Linked DNA regions of Homo sapiens: region 2 is linked to region 1. A link is a contact called in ENCODE Hi-C or POLR2A ChIA-PET data. All regions are on one chromosome and are shown on one strand. The core of a region is the stretch at or near the end of the contact, and the rest is flanking DNA. Distances in the headings are between cores, read along the strand shown.

What was found. A loop is a pair of places that touch in the nucleus more often than their neighbours do. ChIA-PET counts read pairs that join two places held with the same protein, here RNA polymerase II (POLR2A).
Region 2: a map of CD8-positive, alpha-beta T cell shows a loop between it and region 1 (2.7-fold over the local background). The contact joins the promoter of PMEPA1 here to the promoter of ANKRD60 in region 1. A Hi-C loop is called at or near these places in 2 of 168 maps with a recorded cell type or tissue (CD4-positive, alpha-beta T cell and CD8-positive, alpha-beta T cell). POLR2A ChIA-PET finds 5 or more read pairs at or near these places in 2 of 52 experiments (AG04450 and PC-3).

What each region holds. Positions count from the first base shown.
Region 1 is chr20:58,225,157-58,231,863 of GRCh38, reverse strand. It overlaps ANKRD60 (ankyrin repeat domain 60), which reads left to right and starts at 3,211. Exons shown (of 4, transcript NM_001304369.2): 1 at 3,211-3,640. The coding sequence starts at 3,211.
Region 2 is chr20:57,705,770-57,712,476 of GRCh38, reverse strand. PMEPA1 (prostate transmembrane protein, androgen induced 1) reads left to right here and starts at 2,462. Exons shown (of 4, transcript NM_020182.5): 1 at 2,462-3,003. The coding sequence starts at 2,895. It overlaps NKILA (NF-kappaB interacting lncRNA), which reads right to left and starts at 2,294. Exons shown (of 1, transcript NR_131157.1): 1 at 1-2,294. RefSeq lists enhancers at 1-408, 3,469-4,080 and silencers at 2,061-2,180, 2,201-2,630.

The DNA.
Region 1 (6,707 bases), core at 1,962-4,461:
GTCAGACCGGGACCAAGATGTTTCCTTTTTTGCAGCCCTAGAACCAAAGCGGCGGAATATCATAGACACTGCTGTACTAGAAAAACAGAATTAACTACTTCCGTGATGAGTTGCAATCTGATTATTTCATGCTTGGCACATATGGCTTACCATAACTTGAAGGGGAACTGATTGTATTATACCAGCTGGGGGAGATTTTGGAACCTTTCATACTGTGCACTCAGTGATTGACGCCTTTTCCATCTGTACCCCGAAGGGACTGAACCTGATGGGGGCTTTTTCTGGATGGCTGGGCCATCCTGATCAAGCCTGATCAGTAAGTCTGTGGAAAGATTGCAGACCAGGTGGCTAACTGGGCACTGGAGCCTCTGAACCATCAGGCTGTCTGCCAGCAAGTTCTTTTCTCCATGGCAGACTGTATGATCTGAAGTCCCCCCAACCCTCTCCAAGTAAAGTAGTTTATTAGAAGCTCTTAAGTCTTTAATAGACCTGCATATTTCCTTCCCTTATGATTTCCTATAAAATATAGTTTATGGTGTTATATTTTTAACTGAAATACTGTACATATGTAAATAACTCTTGACAGGAAGAAAATATATTAATGTAGTATTTGCCCCCTATCAGTGAGCTGAACAAATACATCATTTAAATCTATGCTGCACTTTGAGTTGCTACAAATATGGTTCGATTTGTTTATTTTTGAAAAATGTGATAAAGAAATCTAAAGAATGATTGATGGCAGTCTTTCTAATATTGTGCCTTTGTTATAAACTACTTGGAACTTTTCCTCAGGCACTCACTCCTCCCTGCCTGACAGGAACTGTTTCCATGAAGATATGTGTTGGCCTTTGATAGAGGCATAAAGCTGAAAGATTTTTCATTTTTATATGGATATGCTGTCATATGTTTAAGAACTTGAGAGGGAAATGGATAACTGAGGTTTTTCCATTTTTATATGGATATGCTATATGTTTAAACTTGGGAGGGAAATTGATAACTGAGATGCATGGATATTGACTTTATATCTAATGCTTTAGAATCTTAACCAAAAAAAGGAAAACCTAGTTCTGATCATAACCTGCCCACAAGTTCTACGCACCTGTGACTTTGGGGGTCAAATTATATACTCTTCAAATTGACTTAAGTACACACCGCTTAGATTTCATGCGTTTCAAATTTAGACTAAGAGAAAGATGCTCTAGAATTTAACCAGGTTTTTTAAATCAGTAATTTAAGATTTTCTAACCATTTGAACAAATTTTACTTACATGTATGCACATGTCATTTTTCGTGTTTCTATTTTTATGTTCTCAAAGGTAGGATAAGGGAAGGAAGGAGGAAACAGCCCATTTGGGGTTCAAGAGCTAGCTCTGCTAAGGGCTTGTAAGCTATTTCTATTCTGCCCTTTGGTCTTTTTCTTGTTTGTCTTGTCTTTATTTTTAAATGAAATTCTTGAAGCTATGTATTGAATTTTCTAGTATAGAGGATGTGACTTCCACCTCCAAATTCCATTTAACTGATTCTTTTAAAAGAAAGATAGGCGTATATACACCACGCCAAAATAATAATAAGGTACCTATGTGAGAATTGCAAATTATACCCCAGGGTAGCATTTAGGCAGCGTCGGCAAAAAGTGAGTTAATAAATCAGAAGCTACATATTAAAAAAAAAATCAGTCAATCCGTCGTGTGTTTAATTCTTGCCTAAAGTAAATGGAGATATTGTTTTGCTTTGGTAACCAGCAATTTTTAATTTTTTTTTATTGCCCGCAAATTGAGATTGTTTTGTTAAAATCTGTTGATCTAGCAGCAAGTAGAATTATTCAACTGGAATCTTGTATTCTATTCAGAGCTTAATTTTCCGTTAAGGAAAAAAATGAGCTTCAGTTTGTGTTGTGATGTGTATAATTTGCATGCTGAATCACAACATGCTTGGAGAGATTGTAGAGACTCTTTGGTAAATAATCTAACCTTTACAATTTCCGTTTATATGTTAACATTTTTCTATAATATGAGTGCCTTTCCAATGCACAGATATTTTTTATGGCTGTAATTTCTCTGTAAAAATAATTTTTAAGCATACATTTTATTCTTTTTTTGCAACAACCGAGATTTTTCCAAGATTGTTCTGTTTCCCCTCGCCCTCCTAGCTCCCGCCCCCGTCACTTCGGCGCTTGTATTTTCTAATTATTCATGGGTGCCATGTTGAGTGTTTGTAATTTGACCACCACAGGTAAGCTTCCTGTTTACTTGAACACTCAGCCTCATCTCCGGTGAATGAAGGGAAAAGCACAGATGGGTTTCTCCCAGGCACAGCTCACTCCAAAGGTGTCTTCATAGAGCCAACCCAGCCTTTCTCAAGGGAGCATTTCCCCACTTAATGTGTTTATCAGCATCTTTCTTCCGCCAAGAATTCAAGAGCATTTTCAAAATTGATAGATTTTGGTGCAGTTTTGCAAGTTTCCGTGGAAGGCTGTCTCCCGCTTCTGGGATCCACCCCCATGTCGGGACCAGATCGGCTGCAGGGAGTCATGTTTATGAAATGTTGGTGGTTTTTTTTTTTTTTCATTCATACTAGAAGTGTTTTTATAACGAAAATCTGCACTTTACAACTCTGCAGGCCATGCATGCAATGGTGATTTACAGCCTTGTTTACGTGTAATTCCTCCAGGTGATTTATCCCAATTTATGCAAAGATCCTATTTTAAACAGACACGGAGAAGTGGTAACCGTTTCCTAACAGCAGCAAGAATGCCCCTTCCGTTTGCCTGGTGAAAAGAACTGACATTAACAGCAGCTTGGAGGCTTCGAGGAGGTGGGGACGTGGCCTGAGCTCGGGACGGGGGCCCAGTGCGGGTTGTCGGAGCGTGGCTGCCCGGCGATGTCTCTGTATTTATCAATAAATCTCCCGGTTGCTCTGGGAAGCACTTATGTCCTGTTCCATTATTTAAGAACCGTCTCCCGCGGCCGCGTGAAACTGCGGCTTTGTTCATCGCGGAGCGGGAAAGGACTGCGGGACCTTGGGGGGCCGCCCGCCCATCGGTCTCCCTGGAGGCTCGGGCGGCAGGCAGGGAGGGGCCTCGCCTTGCGTCTGGAGGGGGCGGTCCTGGCGGGGCCTGGGCGTCACAGTGGGGCGGGGGGCGCATGGGCCCGCCTTGGGGCGTCAGGGCGGGGGCGGCGATGACGCGTGGCCACCGCACTCGAGCCGCGGATGACGCGCGGCCGCGCCTGGGGGATGCGGCGGGCGGCGGCGGGGGCGGGCGGAGCGCGGGCGGCGGGGCCAACTGGGGGCGCCTCTCGCCTGCACCCCAATGCGGGACGCAGGAGCGGTGCGCGGGCCGGGGCTCAGGGGTGCGGCGGGCCCAGGGTGGGCTCGGCGGACTCGCGGGCCCTCCCCGCGCAGCCCCTGGCCTGTGCCCGCGGCCGGAGCCAGCGGCTCGTCTGTGACCCGAAGGCCGCGAGTGCCTTGCCCGACTTGGCCCCTGACGTCTTCGTCCTGCGGGTGCGGCTGGAGGAGACGGGGGAGATGTTCCGAGTGGCAAACTGCCGCGGCGACATGACCGTGCGGGAGCTCAAAGAGGAGCTGGACCTGATGGTCGGCATCCCCTTCAACCTCCAGCGGCTCCAGTACCTCGACGAAGGTGGCTCCTGCCCTGACTCCTTCCCTGGCCACATGCAAGGGCACCCTGTCCACTTCTGAAGTGGATTCCCAAAGGGAAGCCTGCTTACGTGAGAAACCCCAGATGTCAAAGCAAACCCCTGAAACCCAACCACCCTGAAACCCAGATGGAAGGGCCACTTAGGGTCCTGGCCACAGAGGGACTTCCCAATCTCAAACACACGGCGTTCAAATTGGACTCCCAATCAAGGCAAACCTTGTCCACAGCAGGACCCTAATCCACAAGCAGGTCCTGCCTGGATCGGGCTGCATCTGCCAACCCTGAGCAAATCCTGTCCAAGCCAGGACCCCCCAGAAGCCAGACCCTCAGGCTCCCCATGTCTTCATAAGGAACCCAGGTCCCAAAGCCAACTCTGTTCATGTAAGACTTGTCTGAAACAAGGCCTGTCCTCAGCAGAACCCCCAAACCCAAGGCAAGCCTGCCCATGTCAGTACCCCAAACTCAAAGCAAACCCCAAGTCCTCCTCCATGCTGGTCTTGAGAACATTAGAACCCCAAATCCTCTAGCCAACCATGTCCACGCAAGCATGCCAAACCTGAAACAAACCCTGCTGACCTCAGGACCCACAAATCCAGAATAAAATTGCCCAACACCGAACCCCAAATCTCTAGGCTAACCATGACTACTTCAGAACCCCAAATCCTCCAGCTACCACATCCCCCCCAGGATGCCAGGGCTTGAACAAACCTTGACCACCTCAGGACCCCAAAATCCAGAGCACACATGCCCAACTGAACCCCAAATCTCCAGGCTACCCATGACTACCTCAGAACCCCAGATTTTCCAGCCACTTTTGTCTTGCAAGGATGCCAAATCAAAACAAACCCTGTCCATCTCAGGACCCCAAAATCAACAAACCAGCCCAAGACTCAACCCCTAATCTCCAGGCTAACCATGACTACCTCAGAACCCCAGATCCTTCAACAACTGTGTCCAGGCAAAGAGGTCAAAGCTGAAACAAACTCTGTCCAGTTTAGGACCCCAAAACCAAGAACAAACCTGGCTAAATCTGAAATCCCAAATTGCCAGACTAATTATGTGACTATTAGAACCCCGAATCCTCCACAACCATGTCCACACAAGGATGCCAAGATCCGAAACAAACGCTGCCTGCCTCAAGACCCCATATATCTCTATGCAACTTCTGCCCATGTTTCAGCCTCAAACCCTGAAGCTATGCCTGGCCATAACAGAACCCTAAATCCCAGAGCAGACTCTACCCACGTCATGACCCTCAATTGCCCAATTCTGGACCCCCGGCCTCCAACTAACCATTTGTGCATCTGAACCCCAATCCATTAGCCACTTCTGTCTACATAAGGATGACAGAGCCCAAAATGAACCCTGCCCACATATGGACCCCAAAATTCAAAGCTAACTCTGCTCACATCTAAAAGGCAGTCACCGAGCTCACCATGACCATACCAGAACCCAAATCCCCTCAAAGTATCTTCATAAGGGCTCCAAAGAATGAAGCAAACTCTGTCCACAGCAGGACCCCAAAGCTCAAGTCAAACCCACACATATCTGAACCCCCAGATACGAAACCGTGTCTACATCAGCACTCCAAGGTTGAAGCTGGCCATGTCCATGTCAGGAAGTCAAGGTTCAAACAAAACCTTGCCTCCATGAGTACCCCAAAACTCAAAGCAAACTTTTCTTGTATATGTAACCCAAATCCTTCAGCCAACCTTATTTATACCAGAACCCCAAATTCCAGACCAAACCCTGCATATAGCAGGAGCCCAAATTTTGAGCAGATTTTATCACCATGAAGACCCCCAAATCTCAGGGCAGATGTGCTCGATTCCTACCCTCCAAATGCTACACTACTCGGGGCTACATCAGATCCCCACATCCCAAAACAAGTCCTGCCCATACGAGGACTCCAAATCCCAGAACAGACCTTTTCACATCAGGACCCCAAACAGACAGCAAACCTTACTTTAATCAGAACCCCAAATCCAGAGTAAACTGCCCTCACAGGAACCCGAGTCTCAAAGCAAATGCTGCTATCTACGTTTGAACCCCAAATAGTGGCAACTAACCCAGTACATATCAGAACCCCAAATTCCAAGCTGTGTCCTTGTTCACATCGGGAGCTCAAAGCTAGCCCAGCTGGAATCAGAACCCAGAACCGAAAGTTCCCTGTGACTGAATTAGGACCCCAAGGGCCCCACTCCAGACAAGTCCCATGTGGCAGATACCCAGTGGAGGCCAGGCACCCTAGAGCCCATCTCTCCTTCCATCAGTCTCCTTCCCTGACCCGAAGGCGTGGCTTTCCCTATCCCGATTCCCTACAATATTTAGGATATGAGAACAGGATCAAAGTCCCTGGGCTCCATCATCTCCCCACCTGGTTGAAATCAACGCAACACACTTCAAGAAAATGAAGATATAGAAAAAATCTCTGAGCTGCTGCTGCACAGAGAATGTGAACAGCTGATATTGCAGAGAGACTGCAGCTGTACTGCAGGGGCTGGGGAGCGATGGAGACAGATCTGAAAGCAGCCTGCCTCCACGGGCTTGGTGCTGCCAGACACTGCCCTTCTGGGCTCAGTTTCCTAATCCGTAACACAGAGAAACCAGCTCTGGAATTCTCGGAGCCGTTTCCCCCTCTGGACAGAAATGACGCAGGAAACTCAAAATGCACAGTGAAGGCCAAAATACCTTCCTTTTCTCTCTTTAAAATAGGTTAAGCACTTTTCCTGACGTATTTATTTTCCTATAGGAGTGTTTGGAAGATGCTCTCGAGCATTTTTGAGGCTTTATTTGGAAAGAAATGTGTTTTGAGCCTACTCTGTATTTAACATATTAAAAGTGAGGAGAGTTGTTGAAGGACTTAGTAAGAGTTCCCAAACAAGTAATTTGAAAATTATGTATCCTCAACTACAAATGCCTGGCACCCCTTCTGTTCATTTGTTTTCACTGATGAGCTATGCGGGGCTATTAATCCAAGAGAGCTAAGAGGGAGCGCGAGAGAGGGGGTGACTTAACACTGATGTCACAGGGCTATCACTCAACAGGC
Region 2 (6,707 bases), core at 1,213-3,712, 520 kb after region 1:
GGCCCCTTCTCCTCTACTTGCAAGGCATCGATCCCTTCATTCCTCGCAATCACACCACGTGAAGGTGCCATGAAGCCACCCCATTTTGCAGAAGAGGAAACTGAGGTTGGAGAGGTGAAAGCACTCAGCCGAGGTCACACAGCTATGTCCCACTCATCTTTGGGTGACCCTCAGGTTCGGACCCTGAGGTCTGAACACTGCATTAAGCTCTCCAGACAGAATCAACTTCGGAACTAGCGCCAGAGACCACTAAGTCAATCCCAGGTGACACCATCAGCACTCAATAAATGGTAGCCACTGCCGGTGTCGCAGATGGATCAATGGGAGGTCAAGCGTTGTGGGTAGGTTTGGTTTCTTTAAGCCACTGAATTAACTGGTTATTTTTGCCTGCTGGCAGTGCAGCCTCCATTGTGTAAATGCCATCTCACTTCCAAGACAATCAACGTGTGACTTCTCCCAGCCAGACTAGCCAGGTCTCCCGAGACTTCCCGGAGGGCAGGGGCTGTGTCTGGAGTGGCTGAATTCCCCGGCTCAGGGTTGCAGCTCAGCCAGTTTGTTGATTGAATGAATGAAGAAATGGCTGAAAGCAGGGGTGGTAATGATGACCTCCTTCACCCTAGGAAGTGAATGGGACCCAGGTCATCTCCAGGCCCAGCCAGTATTTGCAGTGGCACCCCAAGGGATGCTGGGGGACCCCTTAGCTTTTCTCTTAAGTTGCAGCGGCCAAACTGCAGCAATATCTTCCCTGATAAAAGACACGCTGGTGGTATTGCCCCTTCCTCAAGGCAGGGGCTGAGGGCGCCCAGTTCACAGCAGGGTGCCATCTGGGGTAGACGCTGGGTATTGCCCCACTCCTGGGCCGGGGCCTGGGTCCTGACCTAGTGCTGGCTGTGGCTCCAAGAGTGAGCTTCTCCTCCCAAACAGAAGACGGTCAGTGCCTCTGAACCTCCCTCTGGGCTGGGCACGCTTGGACTCCTCCAAAGAGCTTGGACCAGCCTGAGCCACATCCCTGGGCTTGACTTCTCCAGAACAAGCCTCCTGGTCTTTCTGGGAGAGCTCTGGCAGCATCACTGTGCCTGTGCAGGGAGAGCGGGAACCCACTTCCTGCACCGGCTTTCTCTGAGTTCTTCAGGATGAATTCGCTCTGGTCTAGGTAAGTTCTACCCCGAGGCCACCTTCACTTCCCAAATTCCAGCTTTTCCTTCTCTATCCAAACTGTTACAAACACAGTAACAATAATTTTTAAAAGCTTTTTTTTTCTCTGAACACACTAAGTCCCTGCTAATTACTGAAACTCCAGGCATTACAGGAATATGTGGACACTTAAAGAATCAGGACTACGTGGGAGAGGGGGAGGCAGCTCCCCAGGGTCCTGGGTTGGCACACAGGCTCCACCACTGTGTGACTTTCAACAAGCGACTTCCTTGACCAGCTGCCCGCTCTGTAAAATGGGGAGAGTAATATTCGGCCACACTGAGTCGGTGTCAGGTTGAGTTAATATTTGGAGAGTTTCTGGCACAGGTAGGTGCTCCTTAAGTGCCTGTTAAATAAGTGAAGCTTTGAGAAAGTGTCTAAAAGGCGACACACTAAATTTTTAAGAGGCTGGAGGTGGGCCAGGGAGGGGAGGTCTCTTATGTAATATTTTAATATCTTTTTAAACCTGAAGAATGTGTTCTTGTAGCACTCCTGTAATTAAAACTTAATGAACTAAAAGTACACCCCTCCTGCTCATACCCCTTTTGAACTCCGCAGCCGCGCCCCCCAGCCGGAGGCCCCTTGGGCAGCAGACAATGGGTGTGGATTCGCCCCAGGTCCCGCCGGCTGGGGCGGCGACAATACACCAGTCCCCGACAGCTATTTACATGACAAGGGCTTCCGGGCGTGTCTACGCGAGTTCCCGTCTTTCCTGGTCGTCCTCCTTGGGTTCGGGTGAAAGCGCTTGGGGGTTCAGTGGGCCATGATCCCCGAGCTGCTGGAGAACTGAAGGCGGACAGTCTCCTGCGAAACCAGGCAATGGGTGATCCATCTTGGGGGCTTCCTCCCCCTTTCTCCAATTTCTCTTCCCTGAGCCCCCAGGGACCTTGTGCTCCTCAGAAGATAGGCTAGCCCCAAGAGCCTGGGTCAAGGACCCCAGGGACGGGGGCGAGGGGAGGGCGCACCAGCAACCCGCCCGGGTGCGGCTGGCACCGAGTTCGGCTCCCCGGCCCCGGGCGTGCGCCGGGCAGGCGTTCCAAGCTGACCGCCGTTGGGGAGAGGGCACAGCGCCCCTCCTCCGTTGCGCGGGTGCCGGGTCTACGTGGGCCGCCTAGCTCTGGCCCTTTAAGAGCCCGCCCCGTTTCCCGTCACCCCGCCCCCCGGCTCGGGGAGGGGGTGCGGGGGAACCTCGGCGGGGATTGGCGCAGCGCGCGCCCCCTCCCCGGCCCCCGCGCGGTGGGAACCGGCAGCCCCGTCTAGCGCTGACGTCAGACCGTCTGCCTGCCTCCGACCGCGGTCTCGGAGCGAAACCCGATCTCCTTGGACTTGAATGAGGAGGAGGAGGCGGCGGCGGCGGCGGCGGCGGAGGCGCTCGGCTGGGGAAAGCTAGCGGCAGAGGCTCAGCCCCGGCGGCAGCGCGCGCCCCGCTGCCAGCCCATTTTCCGGACGCCACCCGCGGGCACTGCCGACGCCCCCGGGGCTGCCGAGGGGAGGCCGGGGGGGCGCAGCGGAGCGCGGTCCCGCGCACTGAGCCCCGCGGCGCCCCGGGAACTTGGCGGCGACCCGAGCCCGGCGAGCCGGGGCGCGCCTCCCCCGCCGCGCGCCTCCTGCATGCGGGGCCCCAGCTCCGGGCGCCGGCCGGAGCCCCCCCCGGCCGCCCCCGAGCCCCCCGCGCCCCGCGCCGCGCCGCCGCGCCGTCCATGCACCGCTTGATGGGGGTCAACAGCACCGCCGCCGCCGCCGCCGGGCAGCCCAATGTCTCCTGCACGTGCAACTGCAAACGCTCTTTGTTCCAGAGCATGGAGATCAGTGAGTGACCCCACGCCCCCCTCCCCGGAGACTCCATCGGGCTCGGACCCTATGTCGGGGCACAGCTGCGAGCGGGGGTCCGGGCCCTGCGCGCCCCCTCGGACCGAACGCCCTGCGCCCGGGCAGCGCCCGCCGCGCCCCGGGCGCGCCCTCCCGGCTCGCGGCAGCTGGCGGCCGGCCCGGCTTTGTCCCGCGGCGCTGCGAGCCTGGCACGGCCCCCGCTGTCCGCGCCCCGCCCGCCCGGACTCGGACCCGGGGCTCAGCGGCGGCGCACGGCGCGGGAGGGTTGGGGCGGGCGGATCCGTGAAGTTTCCATTTTATTTCCCTGAGGGCAGTCGCGATGGAGCATTTAGGCCGGCTCTTTATCAACTTTGGGCGGGGGTGGAGGGGCGTGTGAGACACTGTCTGGTCTGCGAGGTGTCTGGGGCTCCGGGCGTGTGTCTGGAGTGTTCGCGGCGCTGTGTCTCGGGCTCTGAGTGGATGTCCGTGCGTCTGTGGAGTGTGCGTGGCTGCGTGGCTCTGTCTGGGTCTTCGGCGTCTCTCGGGGTGTCTGGGGGTCTGAGTCGCGGTCTTGCCCAAGAGTGCGTGTCACCGAGTCTTCCTGCCTCTCTCTGTGTGTCTTTCCCGTGTCCGGGCCGGGGTGCCTTTCTTGAGCGTGTCCATCTTTCTGGGGGTCTGGTCTGGTTGGGCCGGATCTGGGGACCGTGTGTGTCCAGGTGTCTGAATCCAGGGCTCAGCTCTGGCCCGTCTGGCCCAGCGTGGATCTTGAATGTGTGTGTGTCATTGTGCCAGTGTCTGTGTCCCCGACGCACCTATAAATAGCCTCTGTCTGGACAGCTTGGTTCAGTCTGGCTGAGACCATGGTTACAAAGGAGTCAAAGTTTGGGGCTGTTTGTGTTTGGGACTGCCTGGCCCTAAATAAGGGATCAGTGGACCAACGGTGGGGAGTGGGGTTTTGAACCTTGTCGCTAACGCAGCCGCCTGGGCACCCAAAAGTTCAGATAAGTAAGTCTCTACCTCCTGCACACACAGCCCACCTAGGTGGACATTTGGTTGAGTGGAGAATTGAACCACTACCTCCCGGGTTCTGGCTTCTAGCTTCTAGCCTACACCTTGTCCCCCAGCCCACCTTTTCGGGGACCTTTTGCTTCCCTGAGCTTTAGTTTCCCCATCCCCACCCTGAAGAAGCACGCCAGGTGAAGGGGCACACAGTCCTTCCCTGCTGGGGGCCAGGCTGCCCCTAGCTGGGGCCCGGAGCTGAGAAGCAGCCGCTGTGGAATGAAGGCAGTGTCTGGGCGGCTCATAAGCAAGTGTCCGCAGGCGGCTGCCAGTTTGTGGCCCCTGAGCCTATACAGTGAGCTTCAAGTGGTAAAAATAACCAGGCTGGCCGGGCTTTGGTGGTGGGTCCTTCCATCCATCCACCTCTCCACACTCCCTCCCAGCCTGGAATGGAAAGCTCTCCCCCTACCCCACCTTAGCTGGCCTGTGCCAGACTAGCGAGGTGCCAGGAGGACCTGCCCAGAGCCAGCGTTTGCGGAACCGACTTGCCTTCCCAGAGGCCCTTTGTGAACTCAGGAGGCTAATGAAATGCACGAGAATGTTATTAAAATACGTTCGCACACGTTTGGAGAGTCTTGCCTTAGATGGATTGCTGCTTCAGTGCCCTCCTTGCCTCACTTTTTGCCTTTCGCTCTGTAAAGCTGCCTTGAGGACCTCCTGCTCGAGGGGCACACATCCTTGTGTCACCCTTATTCCAAGGGCTGGGCACAGTGCATCATTTTGCTCTTGTCTCTCTTTATGGTTCAGGACTTAAAAAAAAAAAAAAAAAGCATTGTTCTTATTTCTGTCCTTTCTTAGGCTCATCAGTCCATGATGTTTTTGACCTGACATCAAGGCCTCTTGTTAAATGCCTTGCCGCCGCCCTCTGCACTTTGCCCCGCCGCCGCCAGCAGCCTTTGAGTGATTGGGACCCTTGGGGTTAATACCTGGAACCCTAGCCTGTTCCAGCTGGCCCCTGGGTGCCCCAGTTAGTCCTGTGTTCTGTGTATACACAGCCCCCTACTTATTGGAAGAAAGCTGCAAGGCACGGAGGGAACCAACCAGTCTTTAAAATGCAGGTATACTGTAACAGTTTGTTTTCATCAGATTTCCCCGAGAGACTAGGGTGAGGAAGTGGTAAGGCCTGGTGTCTCCTGGAGTTTCTTTACACCAAAAGATAGGAAGGAAGGAGGGAAGGAAAAAAGAAAGGAAAAAAGCTAGTATTTGGTTTTTCTTTTAACTAGTAGTGGCTGCTGTTTTTCATCTAGTACATGCTGGGAGTTGTTTGCAACGAGAACTTGATGGATGGTTTGGAGTTGGGCTTTGAGGCAGTGTCCAAGTGGCTCCTATCCTGTAAGATACCTTCTTTTGGCAGAAGGAAATTGACCTTGCTAGGTCCTTAAGCCATGATGGGCCTCACTGTCTTCATCTGAAGAATGAGGCCGTGATGGATGAAATCTAGAATTCTATAGTCTTTCAAGATAGGGCCTCTCCCCTGCTGAGCCTGGCTGGAGGTCTTCAGGCTGGACCGGGCTTCCCACCCACTGCTGGTTCCCCTGTGTGGTCTTCAGCTACCCCAAATTTCAGACCTGAGAGGAGCCTACGCAAGCTCGGGGTTCACATCCCTGACTTACAGATGAGGAAAGTCCACCGTGGAAAGTTTTGCCCGAGGTCCAAAACCCACACCAGCCCCAGGCCAGGGTGGTTTCTCTTGGACTGCACGCCCACACCTCTTGAATTTGGTACTTGGGCCCCAGAGCAGGTCCTCCTTGAAATTGGGGGCTGGGGGAAATTGTCAGAGCCCCTTTGTACGCCGGGAGCCACGTCTGCTCTCAGGATGCTGAATGGAGTGGGCTTGACTGTAACAGGACACTCCTGGGGCCCCATTTTTTCTGAGAGTCGAGGGATGAGGCTGCTGTCTGGTGGGAATTCAGTGTTCCCAAAACATACCCGTGGGAAAACCCTTTCTTTTAAAAAGCCAAGGGTCCTGGGATTAAAAGCAGGCAGCACGAGTGACAGCCTTGCAGATGTCAGCCTGGAGCTTGAAGCGGCTACTTTTGAGGAAAGGACTCCTGGCACCTGGTTTTCCTGGCAACCTCATCTACCTCATTTCAGTTCTGCTGCGTCTCAGAGATTACCCCCGGTCTTTCTCCTCTGGTTATTGCCTCAAACTTCTGGGGCCCAGATGGATGCTAAGTTCGCTCTCGGGAAAGACTGAACCTGGGGCCACCCGGTGTCTGCTCACGCGGGAGGCGTTTCCTGAGAGTTCTGGGAGGTGCCCCTGCCCTGGGCCCATCTCTGGTGGTATCTACGGTGGCAGCTGTCTTTTTAACATCACCCACTGGCCAGAGTCACCGAGCCTCTGATTCTTCTTCTCCAACCTTTTCCAAACAAATATGAGAAAATATCAGAAACTCACAGGACACCCAGGTTTCCCTGGGCTTGCCTGGCACATGCTGTTTGACACTTGCTTGAATCAAGTGAGGGTGTAGAGACAGTGCCTTGGCACTGTGACATTCTGAGCCCGGTAATTCTTTGTTGGGGGGCAGGAAAGGCCGTCCTGTGCTCTGTAAGGTGTTACCAGCACCCCTCTCCCACACCCACTAGATACCAGCACCCCTCTCCCAGGTTTGACAGCCAGAAATGTCTCCAGACATGGTCAAATG